2 separate regions of the Homo sapiens genome follow, and region 2 is linked to region 1. A link is a contact called in ENCODE Hi-C or POLR2A ChIA-PET data. All regions are on one chromosome and are shown on one strand. Each heading gives the region's core, a stretch centred on a gene start or an enhancer-like site at or near the end of the contact. The rest is flanking DNA. Distances are from core to core; before and after follow the strand shown.

Evidence for each region. Hi-C counts contacts between places; a loop is a spot of excess contacts on that map. ChIA-PET counts read pairs that join two places held with the same protein, here RNA polymerase II (POLR2A). Pooled maps may share reads with other maps.
Region 2: a pooled map shows a loop between it and region 1 (3-fold over the local background). The contact joins two enhancer-like sites. A Hi-C loop is called at or near these places in 1 of 50 pooled maps. POLR2A ChIA-PET finds 5 or more read pairs at or near these places in 3 of 52 experiments (PC-3, PC-9 and Panc1).

What each region holds. Positions count from the first base shown.
Region 1 is chr6:110,482,279-110,487,750 of GRCh38, reverse strand. No RefSeq gene overlaps it. Among named protein-coding and RNA genes, the nearest start is that of SLC22A16, 8.4 kb to the right of the region's middle. Within about 2 kb of position 3,255, at least 2 of the 41 ENCODE cell types and tissues checked have a DNase peak (open chromatin) inside an H3K27ac peak, as active enhancers do.
Region 2 is chr6:110,807,813-110,813,284 of GRCh38, reverse strand. The region is part of intron 1 of CDK19 (cyclin dependent kinase 19); the gene reads left to right. Among named protein-coding and RNA genes, the nearest start is that of CDK19, 4.9 kb to the left of the region's middle. Within about 2 kb of position 2,169, at least 3 of the 41 ENCODE cell types and tissues checked have a DNase peak (open chromatin) inside an H3K27ac peak, as active enhancers do.

The sequences.
Region 1 (5,472 bases), core at 2,006-4,505:
GCACGAGCACCTGTAGTCCCAGCTACTTAGAAGACTGAGGCAGGAGGATCACTTGAGCCCACGAGTTTGAGTCCAGCCTGGGCAACATAGTGAGACCCTGTCTCTAATTTTACGAAAAGAGAGAGAGAGGAAATAGGGGAAGAAGAGCCAGGGATAAGAAATGCAGAGGACGGCCGGGTGTGGTGGGTCACGCCTGTAATCCCAGCACTTTGGAAGGCTGAGGTGGGCAGATCACGAGGTCAGGAGTTTGGGACCAGCCTGGCCAGCGTGATTAAATCCCGTCCCTACTAAAGATACAAAAAAAATTAGCTGGGTGTGGTGGTATGTGCCTGTAATCCCAGCTACTTGGGAGGCTGAGGCAGGAGAATTGCTTGAACCCAGGAGGCAGAGGTTGCAGTGAGCCAAGATTGCGCCATTGCACTCCAGCCTGGGTGACAGGGTGAGACTCCATCTCAAAAAAAAAAAAAAAAAAAAAAAAGAAAAGAAAAGAAAAAAAGAAATGCTGGGGACATCAACATTCAAAGGCAGTGGGGGAGCCAAGGTAATTTTTCGACAGAGAATCCAGTATTAGCCTAAATTCCATCTAGATTCACAGGCCCTGGAAAGCAGGACTTTGAGAAATGGAGAGGAGGTAATTTGGAACCAGGAGCCTTCAGATGGGTAGAACACAGTGAGTGCTAGGTACAGGTGAGGGTGGCAATTAGAAACCAGCCCCAGCCTGATGCATGGTGGGACACAGGTGATGGGGTGTCTGGAATTGGAGAGAAGTGTGGGAAGTGAAGTGAGAGGGTGCTGAGACAAACTTGACTCTGGAATTTCCCCAGGCAGGCTCTGACTGGGCTCTCCTGAGGAAGGACTTCGGCTTGGTAGCTGGAGCAGGTTCCCTGGGCCAAGGGGAGGACAGGGTGGGGCAGACCCTATGAGAATGGCTGCAAGACTCTTACTGCAATAACTCAGTGAGCTGCCATCCTCCCCCTCCCCCACCACACAAACTCCCCTTCCCACTTTGTTGATGATTTCTTAGCTCTGGATGCTTCCGGTCCATTTATAGCTAACCTTATAATCGGATGCATACTTGTCATTTTATAAGTAGAGCTCTTGGTCACTCTTTGCCCATCAATTAACTCAATTGTGGTGTTTGTTGTCTGTCCTCTTTCTACTTTCTGGATACCTTGTATGGACCTAGATGTGGTTCCAGGGACACTTTGAATAGAAAGGCCAGGCTGAGATGAGGGTTGGGCCTGGAGGCCCCTTGGACCACTGGACATCAGAACATTTACTCACGTGCCAGGGACTCTAAGTCACCCAACTGAACAACTACACCTTCTAGATTTAGAAGAATGCACATACATAGTTTCCTCTCAGGCCCCTGCTTTCTCCCCTCCCTTTCTTCCCACCTCCCTTCCACTTACTGGCAGAAATATATCCACCCTGTATTGTGTTAAGATGACTTTATTGCATTTCTAAAGGGCAAGTGTGTTGTTGGTAGGCTCCCTTTTAGGAAGCTGAAAGGCTTGCCTGAGTGCTGGGTGGGGTTAGAGCCAGGACCCCAGTCTTCTTCCATTCATGTGTGGAGAAACTGCTTTTAGGAAATTGCTTACAGTTTGTTTTATTATTCCCTCTGCTTGGACTATGTCCATTCATTCATTTATTCAACATATATTTATTGAGCACCTATTATATGTCAAAATGCTTGCTCTCGTGGAGCTCGTATTTGAGAGTAATGATATCAGAATGCACATATTATATATGTATTACATATATATATAATTAGGTTGAAGAAAAACAAAACAAGGTAGCATGGTAAGGGGCTAGAAAATGATGAGGACTGATATTTTAGGAGGAGCAGAGAACAATGACCTGACTGAAGTGAGGAAATGAGCCACGTGGCTCTCCAGGACCAGAAGTTTCAGGCAGAGGAATAGCACGCGAAAAATCCAGAGACTAGGGAGGTGGGTGTTTACTGTGTTTGCTGTCTTTGAGGATGAGCAAGGATGCCAGTGTGGCTGGAGTGGAGCAGGAGTTGAGAAAGAGTGGTAGGGAGGTGGGTCAAAGAAGCAGCCAGAGCTGTGGCCGGACTTTGCATTTTTTTCTGAGCATGATAGGAAGCAGCTGAGCAAGGGAGGGACTTGATCTGGATTCTATTTCCTGCTATGTGGGGTGAGGGAGGAAGCAAGGAGAGCAGCTGGGAGAGACAGAGTATAACAGAATCGGGGTCTATTATAAAGGAAGAGCAACCAGAATTTTCTAATGGAAAAGGATATGGAGTGTGAAAGCAAAAGAGGAGTAGTAAAAGACACCAAGGGTTTTGGCCTGAGCAACTCAAGGACAGGGATGTCATTTACCGAGATGGGAAGTGCTGGAGAGGAACAGGAGTGAGGGTGGCCACGGTGAAATGTGGCTTTGGGATGTGTGGTGGAGATGTGGAGAAGGTGGAGGTGTTAACAAGTCTAGAGTGCTGGGATGAGGTCATGTTGGACATGTAACTCTGGGGATTATCAATGTATGTTTTGAAAGCCATTAAGATTGTCTGTAAAGAACAAGATGGTAAGTGTTTTAGGATTGTCCCAACCACTCAACTCTGCCATTATAATATGAAAGCAGCCATAGACAATATGTGAATGAATGATCATGACCATGTTCCAATAAAACTTTATTTTAGAAAGCAGATAGTGGGTCAGATTTTGGCCCATAGGATATAGTTTGCCAAATCTTAGACGAGGTGGTATTACCTAGGTAGACTGTAAAAAGAAAAGAGAAGAACTCAGAGCCTTGGGGCACCCAACACTTAGAAATTGGGAAGAGGAGAGGGATCTAAGAGAATGAGATATAACAAGCAGCAAGGGAACAGGCAAATTAAGAGATTGGGGTGGCATGGGAGATGGAAGATGTTTCAAGAAGGACAAACCAATATTATGGTGCCAATAAACGTTGTGAAATACACTGAAATGGACAAAAAAATTGAGTGTTCTGTCTAGTATACCCTTCAGGGTTATATTTATTTTTCATTGCTTTTGAGCTATTTTACAACTTTTTAAGTTGTAGAAAACTGACAATAATGCAAATGATTCTTGTCTATGAAAACAAATTATGTCCAGTACAATGCAATTAATTGCACTGGTGGAATTGGTAGAATGCAATTGCCCTGTGAATAAACCAGTTTTGCATCTATAATCATGTGATGCTTAACCACAAGGATATGTTCTAAGAAATGCGGTATTGTTAGGCAATTTTGTCATTGTGCAAACATCATACAGTGTGCTTACACAAACCTAGATGGTATAGCCCACTACACACCAGGCTGTAGGGTAGAGCCTATTGCTTCGAGGCTACAAACCTGAACAGCATGTTACTGAACTGAATGCTGTAGGCAATTGGAACACAGTGGTGAATATTTCTGCATCTAAACATATCTAAATATTTAAAAGGCACAGTAGAAATACAGTAAAAAAGATTTGAAATGCTACATGTATGTAGTGCACTTACTATGAATGGAGCTTACAGGACTGGAAGCTGCCCTGGGGGAGCCAGTGAGTGAGAGATAGTAAATGTGAAGGCTTAGGACATTATTGTACCTGATGGTAGATTTTATAAACACTGTACACCTAGGCTACATTAAATATATTTAACGTTTTTTTCTTTCTTCAATAATAAATTAACCTTAGATTACCGTAACATTTTTATCCTATGAACTTTTAAATTTTAACAATCTTGTTGACTGTTTTCTAATAATATTTGGCTTAATACACAAACACATTGTACAGCTGTATAAAAATATTTGTTCTTTATATCCTCATTCTATAAACTTTTTTAATTTAAATTTTTTTTTTTTTACTTTTTAAACTTTTTTGTTAAAAATGAAGACAGAAACACATACATTAGCCTAGGCCACACAGGGTAAGGATTATCAATATCACTGCCTTCCACCTCTACTCCTTGTCCCACTGGAATGTCTTCAAGGGCAATAATATCCTTGGGGCTGTCGTCTCCTATGACAACAATGCCATCTTCTGGAGCACCTCCTGAAGGACTTATCTTAGGCTGTTTTACAGCTAACTTTTTTTTTTCTTTTGAGACAGAGTTTCACTTTTGTTGCCCAGGCTGGAGTGCAATGCGTGATCTTGGCTCACCGCAACCTCTGCCTCCCGGGTTCAAGCGATTCTCCTGCCTCAGCCTCCCGAGTAGCTGGGATTACAGGCACCCGCCACCACGCCTGGCTAATTTTGTATTTTTTGCAGAGACGGGGTTTCTCCATGTTGGACAGGCTGGTCTCAAACTCTCAACCTCAGGTGATCTGCCTGCCTTGGCCTCCCAAAGTGTTGGGATTACAGGCATGAGCCACCAAGCCCGGCCTACAGCTAACTTTTTTTATAAGTACGATGAGTACACTCTAAAATAATGATGAATGTACAGTATAGTAAATACGTAAACTAGTAATACAGTTGCTTATGATCATTATCAAGTCCTATGCACTGTACATAGTTGTATGTGCTATGCGTTTATACAACTGGTAGTACGGTGAATTGGTTTACACCAGCATCACCACAAATACATTGCGTAATGCATTGTGCTATGATGTTAGGACAGCTATGATGTTACAAGGCAACAGGAATTTTTCAGCTCCATTATACCCTATGGGAATACCAACATATATGGGGTCCATTGTTGACCAAAATGTTGTTTTGCAATGTGCAACTGTATTTGTAAATTTAGAATAGCATTCCTTATTGCTTTTGTATGTGAGTTTCATTAACTTCTTTAAACTGGTTGTAACATCTTACCGGTTCCCTCATTAGTGAGTAAAATAAAATCATTTACATGTATTCATTTTATATTTGTATGTGAGCCATGATTTCACTTTTTGAAATAATTATTATTTGACAATGGAGATTAAGTTAAATAAATATTAAGAATTAACAAAATTGGCAACATACAGATCATGGTGACTTTGATAAGAACGATTTTGGAGTAGGAAGGGTGAAAGACTGATTGGAGCAAATTGTGTAAAGCTATAATAAATAATAAAGACACATGGGCACAGGGGTAAATAAATAGACCAATGGAACAGAGTTAGAGATCCCAGAATAAACCCACACATAAATAGAAACTTTGTAGATGGCAGAGATGGTAATGCAGGAAAAGGATGGAGTAGTCAATAAATGGGGCTGGTACAATTTGTCATCTATATGAGAAAAAAAACAAAACTGGATCTCTACCTCAAACAAATCAGTCTGTTCCAGTGGATTTAAGATGATATGGTTTGGATCTGTGTCCTTGCCCAAATCTCACGTCGAATTGTAATCCCCAATGTTGGAGGTGAGGGCTGGTGGGAGATGACTGATCATGGAGGGGGATTTCTCATGAATAGTTTAGCACCAACATCTTGGTGCTGTTCTCCATGATAGTGAGTGAGTTAATGTGAGATCTGGGCATGCAAAAGTGTGTAGCAGCTCTTTACCTCTCTTGCTTCAC
Region 2 (5,472 bases), core at 920-3,419, 330 kb before region 1:
GAAGTTAAAAATTCTGCTTCTGAATTGTATTTGAATAGTATGGGCTTACAACAAAAACCAGATAATTCTTGCTTCTATTCTTTTTGAATATTTTTCCCCTCTAATAAAGTACTTGATTCGAATACACTTCCTTTTTGAGTGAAATTTGTTAATTAGAATTAATAAAGCTTCTTTACTAGAGTAAGATTAGTTTGTGTGTCTTCAAAATATAATGCTTTTTTTCTAAAAAAAAAAAAAACCTCTCAGGATCTGAAAGCATTAGTTTAAATCACTGTATTACGTATAAGAAAAACCGTAATAAAGGCTTTTTTCCTGGATGAAAGATCTGGTTGAGATTTGCAACTTTACAGTAAACACCCACGTCTCTTGTGGGTTGGTAGTGGGATTAATTTTATGTTCATTGATACCAGCAATTTGAAAGAACATCTGTGTCCTTTGGGTTCATGTTAAATTTTTTTTTTTTTTTTTTTTTACTGTTTTAAACAGTGGGCAGATTTGCATAGTAAAGGATTTTACACTCCGATCATGGTAGATTACAGTTTAGCTCTTTCTAGATTTTATTTTGGTTAACTCAGAAAATGCATAATGCTATTTTAGGGAGCCAGAAATCACATAGGTTACATTAAAGATAAATGATTCTGGTATATATAATGTAGTATATAACCAAAACATTGTTCAGGTCTTTAGAAGAAACATTAGAAGAAATAAAATATCATTAGAAAAGTTTAATACTACAGTTAGCAAAATGTTATTTCCCTTGAAGTATGACTTTAGGCAATATTAATTATATCACAAATTTATAAGAGGCTGGAAATGCAAGATTTACATCTGAGTTTTTCACCTTTAATTAAAAATATTCTCTGGGTCGGGTGCGGTGGCTCACGCCTGTAATCCCAGCACTTTGGGAGGCCGAGGCGGGTGGATCACGAGGTCAGGAGATCGAGACCATCCTGGTGAACATGGTGAAACCCCGTCTCTATTAAAAATACAAAAGGAATTAGCCGGGCATGGTGGCGGGTACTTGTAGTCCCAGCTGCTCGGGAGGCTGAGGCAGGACAATGGCGTGAACCCGGGAGGTGGAGCTTGCAGTGAGCCGAGATCCCGCCACTGCACTCCAGCCAGGGCGACAGAGCGAGACTCTGTCTCAAAAAAAAAAAAAAGTTATTTGTTCACCTTTTTGTTTTGCAGGAAGAGAGGCTTTTGACCCAACTCTCCTTTTTATTTAATATTTATACTTTTGAATATTTTTTGTAGAGACCGGGTCTTGCTGTGTTGCCAGAGCTAGTCTTGAACTCCTGGGCTCAAGTGATCTTCCTGTCTCAGCCTCCCAAAATGCTGGGATTACAAGTGTGAGCCATCATGCTGGACCTCCAACTCTCTTTTACTTTAAAAAAAAAAAAAAATCCGGTTTAAAAGTTGTTCTTTTTTTGTTTTTTCGTTTTACAGACAGGGTCTTGCTGTGTTGTTCAGGTTGGTCTTGAACTCCTGGCTTCCCAAAGTGCTGGCATTACAGGCTCATGCCACCACACCCAGCCAAATGTTACTCTTGAAGAGAAACAAGTTCAGAATATTTCTGAACTTTTTAATACAAGCAAGAATTCATAAAATAAATTTTCTTCATTATTAAGAAGTCGCACATGACAATTTATGGTTACAAATTTCAAGACTGCATTTTTCCAGTTAGAAACATTTAAAAATTTGATCGATAAAGGAATATTGTTAAAAAGTTCTTTTGTTGGCCGGGCGCCGTGGCTCACACCTTTAATCCCAGCACTTTGGGAAGCCGAGGCAGGTGGATCACCTGAGACCAGGAGACCAGCCTGGCCAACAAGACGAAACCCCGTCTCTTCTAAAAATACAAAAATTAGCCGAGCGTGGTGCCTTGCATGGCTGACACAGCTTACAGAGTTTGTTTTGTCAGGGTTTCAAATGAGTGGTTGATGACTACATAACTTAATGTATGTCATGAAATTCTTCACAATGAGTACATGTAGATGCATATAGCTAATAGGTACAATAGTATTTGCCTGTGTTTGATGGGTTTTTCACAATCGGTTTGTAGTTAGATTATTGTATTTGCATTTTTGTTGGACACTTACAGAAGATTAAAGATTTGTCAGTATCATCAGAGGATTAGAACTTTCCAAAGTTTTAGATCATCTAGTTCAATTTCCTCTTTTTACAAATGAGAAACCTAGAGCTTTGAGAGGTTAACTGTCATGCTCATAGTGTCACAGCAGAGATAGCCTGTAATCCACATCTAACTCAAGAGTTCTTGCATTTTCCTTCCTAATACCATGGGAGGAAAAACAAAAAAAGGCCATCTTACCTCCAGTCTTGATAACTTACTGTATAAACCTTTTTGCATGCCAAAAGTGCATTTATACCAAAAAAAAATATGGAAAAGGGAAATTATCACATATACAGGACATTTACAAAGTGGGAGTGCAGGACTGTAGATTCTACTACATGTAGCTGCTGCTTTTCTTTTTTCTTTTCTTTTTTTTTTTTGAGATGGAGTTTGCTCTTGTTGCCCAGGCTGGAGTGCAATTGTGCGATCTCAGCTCACTGCAACCTCCGCCTCTTGGGTTCCAGCGATTGTCCTGCCTCAGCCTCCTGAGTAGCTGGGATTACAGGCATGCACCACCACGCCTGGCTGATTTTGTATTTTTAATAGAGATGGGGTTTCTCCATGTTGGTTAGGCTGGTCTCGAACTCCCAACCTCAGGTGATCCACCTGCCTCGGCCTCCCAAAGTGCTGGGATTATAGGCGTGAGCCACCTTACCTGGCCATGCTGCTGCTTTTCATCTGTTTTTTTCTTCATCCTCACTGTCAACACTTTTGGCCATTATTTCTGATTTGGATAGTAGCTGGTTGGTCTCTCACTATAGTCCAAGATCCAAATTGCTGCTAGTGTCATTTTCCTATAAAATCAATCATGTCATATCTCTTTTTGGAAAGCTATACGTTTGCTATGGCTTATACTATCAGATCCAATCTCATCTCTTTCTCTTCTCTCCTTGCATGATTCATACTTGAGACTTAGATCCAATTTTAATTCCTTAGTTTGTCATGTAAAGACATTTACATTCAGACCCTGAAGTCTGTAGTCTTTATACCTGCCACCATTTCTTTTTTCCAGTTGCATTTAAGCTATATACTTCTGTAGCATTGAACTCGTATTTTCTGGTACTTAAGTCCTTTCATGTCTCATTTTCTTTGTTCTACATTCACTTTAGAATGGTGTTGCTGTGCCATTCTTCCCTCCCCCTTTTCCCTTATCCTTACAAACCTGTAAAACTCATACTTCAATACCCAACTCAAATAGCTTTCCTCCTTGAAGCCTTCTCTTAATCACTCGGTGTACTCCTCAGCTGTGTTTCTACCCCTTTGTTCTTACATATGTAAAGTCACTGTAAGTGATACTAATATGCCTCATAAATTACTAGCTGCAAAAGGATCATCATTCTGTCCAGTGCCTTGTACAGAGTTGGTCACATAATACACAAAATTATATTCAATTAAAAATGCCTTTAATTGGTAAAGATGCTCCACTGATTTTAAAAGCAGACCAAATTCCTTTAAAAACGCAAGTTTATTTACTTTTCTTAAAAAACGAAGTTTTTAGTAATTGCTTTGAAAGCCTGAAATACAGTAATGTTATATGAAATAGGTGGTTAGATGTAAATACTTCTAATGTATTTTTTCTAAGAAATGTACTGCTTTTCCAAACAGTTGATAAATTTCTTTTTTCATTTTTTTCACTTGAGACTGTCTCACTCTATCACCAAGGCTGGAGTGCTGTCGTGCAGTCGTAGCTGACTGTAGCCTTGAACTCCTGGGCTCAAGTGATCCTCCTGCCTCAGGCTCTTGCGTAGCTAGGACCACAGATGCACGTGCTGGCTAATTTTTGTTGTTGTTTTGTAGAGACGAGGTCTCACTGTGTTCACTGTGTTGCCCAGGCTGGTCTCGAACTCCTGGGCTCCAGTGATCCTTCTGCTTCAGCCTCCCAAAGTGCTGGGATTACAGACATGAGTCACTGTGCCTGGCCCATTTCTTTTTTTTTTTTTTGAGATGGAGTCTCGCTGTCTCCCAGGCTGGAGTGCAGTGGCGCAGTCTCGGCTCACTGCAAGCTGCGCCTCCTGGGTTCATGCCATTCTCCTGCCTCAGCCTCCCGAGTAGCTGGGACTACAGGCGCCCACCACCATGCCCGGCTAATTTTTTTTTTTTTTTGTATTTTTAGTAGAGATGGGGTTTCCCCGTGTTAGCCAGGATGGTCTAAATCTCCTGACCTCATGATCCACTTGCCTCGGCCTCCCAAAGTGCCGGGATTACAAGTGTGAGCCACCACGCCTGGCCCCATTTCTTTGAACAGATATTAGATATTGCTAAGGAAAATAGGCATATTTTTGAGAAATAAATATTTTCTCTTAGGCCAGCTCTTTTAGAATTGCTAGACTAGTAATCTGTCTTCTGTGCTTTTACTAGCTATTTTATAGAGATGCTTAGAAAATACCAGTATTTAAATACATTTTAGGACAAATTTTGGTTTTATGGGTTTATGGTAAAAAATTAAGTATCTTTAACACTTAGTAAATGAAGTAGACATCTGTTTATGTTTAACTGGTTTGTCATTTTTGTAATGCAAGCCTTCAAAAACTTTTTGAGGCCTAAGGGAAATTAATGTGTTCTTTTTCAATGAAATTTGATAATCTAGAGCAGTGATCAGCAAACTTTTTCTGGCAGATACTAAATATTTTAGGCCTTTTGGGCTTTACTGTCTCTGGTGCAATTACTCAACTCTATTGTAGTGCCAAAGCATCGACAGATAATACGTAAACCAGTATGGATAAGGATGGCTGTGTTCCAGTAGACCTTTATTTATACAAATAAGCAGTTGGCTGAATTTAGTCTGCAGGCTATAGTTTGTTGACTCCTGGTGTAGAGCAGTGATGTCCAATAGAACTTTCTGCAGTGATCTGAAAATGTTTAGCATCTGTGCTGTCCAATATGCTAGCCACAAGCCACACGCCACACATAGGTATCGATTACTGGAATGTAGTTAGTGTGATTAGAAACTAATTAGTAGCTATCACATTGGACTGTGTAGGTTTAGAGTCTTTGGATGAGTGGCTTAGCAACAAATAATTCTCTGATCCATCAAGTGACCTTTCAATAAAAATGTTTAAATCAGGGTGTGGATAAATAGGAAAACTGTTATGTCTTTTTTCAAGTTACAGGAGAAATATTAAGGCTGAAATAGCTTGATAAAGCAAACCAATACTTGAAGAACTATCAATTTATGAATGGAATCAAGGATATTTAACTACTTTTTCAAAAAAGTATTTTATGGCCGGATGAGGTGGGAGGATTGCTTGAGCCCAGGAGTTTGAGGCTATAGTGAGCTATGATGATGCCATTGCACTTCAGCATGGGCAGCAGAACGAGACTCTCTTAAAAAAAAAAAAAGG